2 separate regions of the Homo sapiens genome follow, and region 2 is linked to region 1. A link is an interaction called in ENCODE POLR2A ChIA-PET data of the cell type or tissue named here. Cell type or tissue: PC-9. All regions are shown on one strand.

Region 1 (4,000 bases):
GGAGTGTAGCATGATCTTGTAGATTCTCCTAATGTCAAGTGCTCTTGGTGCAATACCAGGAGAGGCATTAGGTGCCTTGTTTCTGGCCTGATGTATGAGGACTGGGAGCCTGACCCTCTGGCCATGCTAGCCTCATCCTTCTCTGAGCCTCTGCTGTTCTTGATGTCTGTATCCCTGGATTCTCACTTAATTGCATACTGCTTTGACTTTGAGGGTGTCAGGGTTTTTTTTCATCTCCCTGATGAGATTATAAGCCTCCTGTTTCTTTTGCATGTACAACACTTTCTCCCCTTGTGTTCTCCTCCTCCCACACACCTACCTAACAGAATGAAGCACGTAGCAGATATTTCAATAGGAACAGTTCAATTGAAATGGAATAGAACTCTCTGGGATATAAAATTTCACACAACTAAAAAAATAATAATAATAGGGCTAATCCCTACAGTGAATCATCTACATGTGGCCTAGTAGAAATGAGGGGTAAGTCTCCCCTAGTTGAGATATGGATTGTTCACCAATGTTAGCTGAGTTAAAAATTTCCTAGGCTGGGCCAGGTGCAGTAGCTCACATCTGTAATCCCAGCATTTTGGGAGGCTGAGGCAGGCAGATCACGAGGTCAGGAATTCGAGACCAGCCTGACCAACATGGTGAAACCCCATCTTTACTAAAAATACAAAAATTAGCAGGGCATGGTGACATGCGCCTGTAATCCCAGCTACTCAGGAGACTGAGGCAGGAGAATCGCTTGAACCCAGGAGGCAGAGGTTGCAGTGAGCGGAGATTCTGCCACTGCACTCCAGCCTGGGCAACAGAGCAAGACTCGATCTTCTGACCTCGTGATCCGTCCCCTTAGGCCTCCCAAAGTGTTGGGATTATAGGCGTGAGCCACTGCGCCCAGCCGAGCCCTGAACTCTTTGTCTCTGTTTTCCCTTTAAGTCTCGGAGCCAGGCTTGATATGCCAGGAAAAAGGAAATGGGACAGCCACCACGAATTGTTTCTGTTGGCAGAAAAACAAAGAAGTGGAATGGTTTCCTCTGTAGGCACAGATTTGACAGTCACATTCTCTTGTGAGCACCCCCTGGAATAGGAACTGGCATGACTCTTCTGGGGTTTTTTTTGGCTATTGGGAGGGTTTAGCCAATGAAGGGTATCACAGAGCTTGATGCTGGGAATTTAAAAATCAACTTTATTGAGGAATAATTTATGTATATTAAGTGTGCGTATTTTAAGTATACAATTTGATGAATTTCAGCAAATGTATTTGCTCATGTAACCATCACCCCAAGCAACATATAAAACATTTCTGTCACCGTAGAATCACACTTCTCATGTCCCTTTACACTCAGCACCCCCCGCCCCCTGGCCAGGCAACTCATCTCATTTCTCTCATTATAGATGCCTGCTGTAGAATTTCATATAAATGGAATTATACAGGATACACTCTTGTGTCTATGCCAGTTTTTGCCAGCAGTTTACCTAGTGTCTGCTCCACTGCCAACTTATAAACTACCCTGCCCCCAGCATCCCTCTCAAAGCACGTGCATTCCTATGGCTTCCTTCATTTCTCCATGAGTAAATTGGGTTTTTTCCCAACTCTAGGAAGATATGGTTCCCCAGCCCAGTTACTGCATTAACTTGAACTTCCTCCATTCTCTGACATTTCTAAATAAAAAAGGTTTGTAACATAAAAGGAGCAGCAAATTAAATGCCATTTCCCCCATTTATGCTCCTGGAGGAGTTCTAATGACTCTAGGTTATCCCCTCACTGCCACCTGGGGCCTCATTGAGATAACAGGATTTGCAAGGAAAGTGGGAGACACAAGGCTGTGCCCCCTCCCCCCAGTCCATTAAGTCAGGACTAAGGTTTCCTCTGTAAATCCTGAATGCATTAGTGGCAACTGGGTTGAGGGTCAAATGTCAAATACTCTGCTGTGATGGGAGAGGACATCTGTGGTTAATTAGACCACTAACTGGCTAAACTCGAGGTGGGGAAGGGCAGGATCTGCCCTCATCTCTGCACCAATGGAAAGCTAGCTCTCTGTCTAGGATCCAGCTCCCTGAAGGGATGAAAGTCAGAAGGTTTGTTTGCAGTAGAGGCAAGGCATCCTGCCCCATCTCCCTTAGTTTAGTGTATGGCAGGACTTGACATCAGGAACTGGCCCTGCTTTATTTTATTTTCTTTTTTGAGACAAGATCTCACTCTTGCCCAGGCTAGAGTGCAGTGCAGTGGTGCAGTCAGCTCACTGTAACCTCAAACTCCTGGCCTCAAGCAATCCTCCCACCTCAGCCTCCTGAGTAGCTAGGATGATAGGTGTACACGACTATGCCTGGCTAATGTGTTTAATTTTTTTTTTTTTTTGAGACAGAGTCTCACTCTTGTTGCCCAGGCAGTGGCGCGATCTCGGCCCACTATACCTTATGCCTCCTGGGTTCAAACGATTCTCCTGCCTCAGCCTCCCGAGTAGCTGGAATTACAGGTGGCTTCCACCACACCCAGCTAATTTTTTTGTATTTTTAGTAGAGATAGGGTTTCACCATATTGGCCAGGCTGGTCTTGAACTCCTTACCTCAGGTGATCTGCCTGCCTCAGCTTCACATTTAATTATTTTTTTTAGAGATAGGGTCTTGCTGTGTTGCCCAGGGTGGTATAGAACTCCTGGCCTCAAGTGATCCTCCTGCCTTGGCCTTCCAAAGTACTGGGATTACAGGCATGAGCCACTGTGCCAGGCCTGGCCCTGCTTTTATCAGGAGGGTCCAAGTGGGGCAGTGGCCAGACATTTACTACTGCTCACTTTAATCTATTACAGCCGGGCGCAGTGGCTCATGCCTGTAATCCCAGCACTTTGGGAGGCCGAGGTGGGTGGATCACGAGCTCAGGAGATCGAGACTATCCAGGCTAACATGGTGAAACCCTGTCTCTACTAAAAATACAAAAAATTAGCCAGGTGTGGTGTCGGGCACCTGTAGTCCCAGCTACTCTGGAGGCTGAGGCAGGAGAATGGTGTGAACCCAGGAGGCGGAGCTTGCAGTGAGCTGAGATCGCACCACTGTACTCCAGTCTGGGCGACACAGTGAGACTCTGTCTATAAATAAATAAATAAATAAATAAATAAATAAATAAATAAATTTAATCTATTACCTTGGGGATATGAGTTACAAGTCCACACAAACCCATCCAGCTTTTTTTCTTCCTTGAGCTAATTTCTTGAGTGACCCACAATTTGTATGAAGATATTCAAAGGCCTTAATTAATACCCACTTAGGTTGGGAGACATTTATCTATTGATCATTTATTATTGCATATGACAAATATTTATTGAGTATCTGCCATATATGCTAGTAATGGTGCCAAGCACTGTGGTGCCCCAAAGATTAGTAGGATGCTCTTTGCTTAGAAATATAATTAAAGCCGAGCGTGGTGGCTCACGCCTGTAATCCCAACACTTTGGGAGGCCAGGGCAGGTGGATCACCTGAGGTCAAGAGTTCAAGACCAGCCTGACCAACATGATGAAACCCTGTCTCTACTAAAAATACAAAAAAAAATTAGCTGGACATGGTGGTGCATGCCTGTAATCCCAGCTACTTGGGAGGCTGAGGCAGGAGAATCACTTGAGGCCAGGAGGTGGAGATTGCAGTGAGCTGAGATCGTGCCATTGCACTCCAGCCTGGGCAACAACAGCAAAACTCCGTCTCAAAGAAAAAGAAAAAGAAAGATAAATAATATAGTATTGCCTAGCTTAACTCTAGCAGGTGAGGTTTATAGGCATTAACTACAATATGAGAGACTGTGAGATGGCCAGAAGACAGATACAAAGAAAACTTCAGGAATTCCAAGATGGGAAAGGGTATTGATGGTCTAGAGAATCTTGGAAAACTTCATGGAGGAGGTGCCTTTTGAGCTGGCCCTTATCAGGTGGAGAGTTTCAATAGGTAAAATAGGACAAGGTTGGGAACTTACTTGAAGAGAAGAACAGAAATAAAGGCAGGGAGGGGCCAGGT
Region 2 (4,000 bases), 100 kb after region 1:
CCACTTCTGGATCCGCTTGGCTTCCCCTGGAAGAGCTTATCCATGTCTGTGGCTTTAACCTTGACCTGTGTGCCTGTGACCTGGTCCTCACCTCTCCAGTCCCAGGCCTCCTTTTCCAGGTCTCCTCTGGCCACTCCCTCCGCATCTAAACTAAGCTCCGCATCTCCCCACCCCAGACCCACCCTTCCTCTTCCAGGTCCTGCCTCAGCTACTAGCCTCCACTTTCTCTGGAGACAAAGACATGGGGGCCTTCTCAACTCTGTCTTCTTCACTCCTTCTCTGAATCAGCCACTCAGTCCCACAGAATCAACCTGGTCAATGCGTCCTAACCCAGAAGCATTCCCATTTCCCCTGAGCACAGCCCTGTTCAGCCTGAAGCATCTTGGTTGTAGTCCTCCACACTGCCTCCCAGGGGATCTATCCCCCATCTTCCTGGTCACTGCCTCCTTCACACACCTCTTGGAAACCAATCTCTGGGCCAAACTCCTGCTAGGCATTGAATGTGCAGGTCTCAGCACCCCCCACACCCTGTCCGAGGGGGAGCCCACACCTTCAAGCCCCAGAGACAGACTTGAGCCCAGTGAGCAGACACTTCAACCACCCCACCAACTTCAGTCTCCAGCCCACTTCAGTCAAAAGAGACAGAGGCACAGCTCTCAGTTCACACTTACCCTGGAACACTCACAGAAGGCAGGCCTCATCAGAATGAATGGAAGAGTGTCCTTGCTTTGAATAAAATGCCAATGAGGGATAACTTAAGCTAATTATCGAGTCATGCCGGAAGCCAAATTATAGACATTGTCATGTTATAAACACCATTTCCCTAGAGAGCGGCTTGGAGACATCTGGGAAGCCTGGAGCCTGAGCTCATTACCTTCCCCCCAAGTTGCTCTGTCTCCTCATGTCCCACCCGAGATGTGAGGGAAGTCTCTGCTTCTGCCAGGGCTTCTGGTTCCCTCCCCAACACAGCCAGTTGTTTGCAGATGCTGCTGATTCTCCTTTGAAAACCCGTCCGTTCCTGTGGCCACTGCCTTCCTTTAGGTCTTAACCATCTCTTGCTGCTTTCTGGGGCGAGTGACTGAATGAGGCAGAGCCTCTGTTTTCCTCATCTGTAAAATATGACTTTTCTTCTGTTCATTAATTTTTTTTAGAGACAGTCTCACTCTGTCGCCCAGGCTGGAGTGCAGTGGCACGATCTCAGCTCACTGCAAGCCTCTGCCTCCCAGGTTTAAGAGATTCTCCTGCCTCAGCCTCCCGAGTAGCTGGGACTACAGGTGCATGCCACCACACCCAGCTAATTTTTGGATTTTTGGTAGAGATGGGGTTTCACCATGTTGGCCAGGGTGGTCTCAAACTCCTGACCTCAAGTGATCCACTGGCCTTGGCCTCCCAAAGTGCTGGGATTACAGGCATGAGCCACCTCGCCCAGCCAAAAAATGCAATTTCTTGATAGAAGGATTGGCTGTTGCCAAGGGGAGCAACTGATCAATATTATATCACTAACAGTGAAACTCAGGCATCAGGGACACCCCAAGGGAACGCAATATGTTGGAGGAAGCTTCACCCACAAAGTGTTTTTGTCAGCATAGTCAACCTGAAGCTAATCAAGCCTGGAGATCTAATTTCCAGTTTACAGAAAATACGGGATAAACAACACCATGAGGAAGCAATCAGAGAAATCTAGAAGGTGGGACATGATGTCTGTAATTTACTTAAAATACTTTAGCAGTTCACCAAGTCAATGGCAAAGGGGGAAAAAGTTATTCTAGATTTAAATGAGACTTAAGGGACATAGCGAAATGCAGTGCGCAGACCGTATTTAGATTTTGGTTGGAGCTAGGCACAGTGGCTCATGCCTGTAATCCCAGCACTTTTGGAGGCCCAGGGAGGAGGATTGCTTGAACCCAGGAGTTCAAGACCAGCCTAGGCAACATAGCAAGAGCCTATCTCTACCAAAATAAATAAATAAATAAATAAATAAGATATACCTAATGTAAATGACGAGTTAATGGGTGCAGCACACCGACATGGCACATGTATACATATGTAACAAACCTGCACGTTGTGCACATGTACCCTAGAACTTAAAGTATAATAAAATAAATAGATAAATAAATAAATAAATTAGCTGGATATGGTGGCACGCGTCTGTGGTCCCAGCTACTCAGGAGGCTGAGGCCTGGAGGTTGAGGTTGCTGTGAGCTGTGATTGTGCCAGAAGCCTAGGCGACAAAGCAAGACCCAGTCCCAAAAAATAAATAAGTAAATAAAGATCTTGGTTGGAACAAATCAAATACAAAAAAAGCATTTTGGAGGACAAGTTGGTAAATTTGAATATGGGCTACATATTGGATGATATTAAGGAATGGGTAATTTTCTGAGGTATGATCATTTTATATATAAACATATATATACATATGTGTGTGTGTGTGTGTGTGGGTATATATATATATATATGTATTTTTTTTTTGACTGAGTCTCGCTGTGTTGCCCAGGCTGGAGTGCAGTGGAGAGATCTTGGCTCACTGTAGCCTCTGCCTCCCGGGTTCAAGCAATTCTCCTGCCTCAGCCTTCTGAGTAGCTGGGATTTCAGGCGCACCACTATGCCTGGTTAGTTTTTGTATTTTTAGTAGAGACAGGGTTTCACCATGTTGGCCAGGCTATTCTTGAACTCCTGGCCTTAGGTGACCCGCCCACCTTGGCCTTCCAAAGTGCTCGGATTAAAGTGTGGCCACTGCACGCAGCCTATGATCATGATATTGTAGTAAGAAAACTTCCTGAAGTATTTAGGGGTAAACTTCCATGAAAACTTTAAATCACTTTTAGCAAATGTTGGCTGTGAGCAGTGGCTCATGCCTGTAATCTCAGTGCTTTGGGAGGCTGAGGAGGGAGGATTGCTTGAGTCCCAGAGTTTGAGATTGCAGTGAGCTATGATCATGCCACTGTACTCTAGCCTAGGTGACAGATGGAGACCCTGTCTCTTAAAAAAAAATAAAAAAGTATTTGGTGGCCAGGTGTGGTGGCTCACACCTGTAATCCCAGCACTTTGGGAGGCCAAGGTAGGTGGATCACGAGGTCAGGAGATCCAGACCATCCTGGCTAACACAGTGAAACCTCGTCTCTACTGAAAATACAAAAAAAAATTAGCCAGGCATGGTGGCGGGTGCCTGTAGTCCCAGCTACTCAGGAAGCTGAGGCAGGAGAATGGCATGAACCCGGAAGGCACAGCTTGCAGTGAGCTGAGATTGCACCACTGCACTCCAGCCTGGGCGACAGAGCAAGGCTCCGTCTCAAAAAAAAAAAAAAAGTGTATTGGGTTGCCAACTCTGTGCCAATTACTAAGCTACTGCAAAATTCAATGTGGTCCCTGTCCCCATGAAACAGAGTGGCGGAGGAGAGGGAGGAGAGGTGGATAATCAGATACACTAATAGATGAATAGTGATTAGCAGATGGAAATCTTTTTTTTTTTTTTTTTTTTGAGATGGAGTCTTGCTCTGTTGCCCGGGTTGGAGTACAATGGCGCCCTCTCAGCTTACTGCAACCTCTGTCTCTTGGATTCAAGCGATTCTCCTGCCTCAGCCGCCCAAGTAGCTGAGACTACAGGCACGTGCCACCACACCCGGCTAATTTTTGTATTTTTAGTAGAGAGCAGGTTTCACTGTGTTGGCCAGGCTGGTCTTGAACTCCTGACTTCAGGTGATCTGCCCGTCTTGGCCTCCCAAAGTGCTGGGGTTACAGGCGTGAGCCACCACGCCTGGCCAGTGGAAATCTTTGAAGGAAATATACACAGCTCTTGAAGTGGGGATAGTGTGGAAACTGACCTGGGCATCATCTGGAAGGGCGAAGAGAGGTTTTCTTAGAGGAAGGGATGACTCAGTGGAGCTCTGAGTAGGAGCAGGCGTTGGCCAGGAGAAGCAATGTGGGGGGAAAGTTTACAGTCTGAAGGAACAGCAAGTGCTTAGGGAAAGAGAGGAAGGAGCTTATTGCTTTAGGCCTAAAG

The links. Peaks named below come from ENCODE experiments on the same cell type or tissue, not always from the same donor. Only the 100,000 strongest peaks of a DNase experiment are listed, where the experiment ranks them.
Region 2: POLR2A ChIA-PET joins it to region 1 with 10 read pairs; 5 of 35 experiments call an interaction of 5 or more read pairs at or near these places.

Annotation. Positions count from the first base shown.
Region 1 is chr17:38,787,305-38,791,304 of GRCh38, reverse strand. The region is part of intron 1 of PIP4K2B (phosphatidylinositol-5-phosphate 4-kinase type 2 beta); the gene reads left to right. Among named protein-coding and RNA genes, the nearest start is that of PIP4K2B, 10 kb to the left of the region's middle. In PC-9, no CTCF peak of the experiment used is centred here; no DNase peak of the experiment used is centred here; H3K27ac peaks cover 746 bases.
Region 2 is chr17:38,687,384-38,691,383 of GRCh38, reverse strand. No RefSeq gene overlaps it. Among named protein-coding and RNA genes, the nearest start is that of MIR4734, 13 kb to the left of the region's middle. In PC-9, no CTCF peak of the experiment used is centred here; no DNase peak of the experiment used is centred here; H3K27ac peaks cover 447 bases.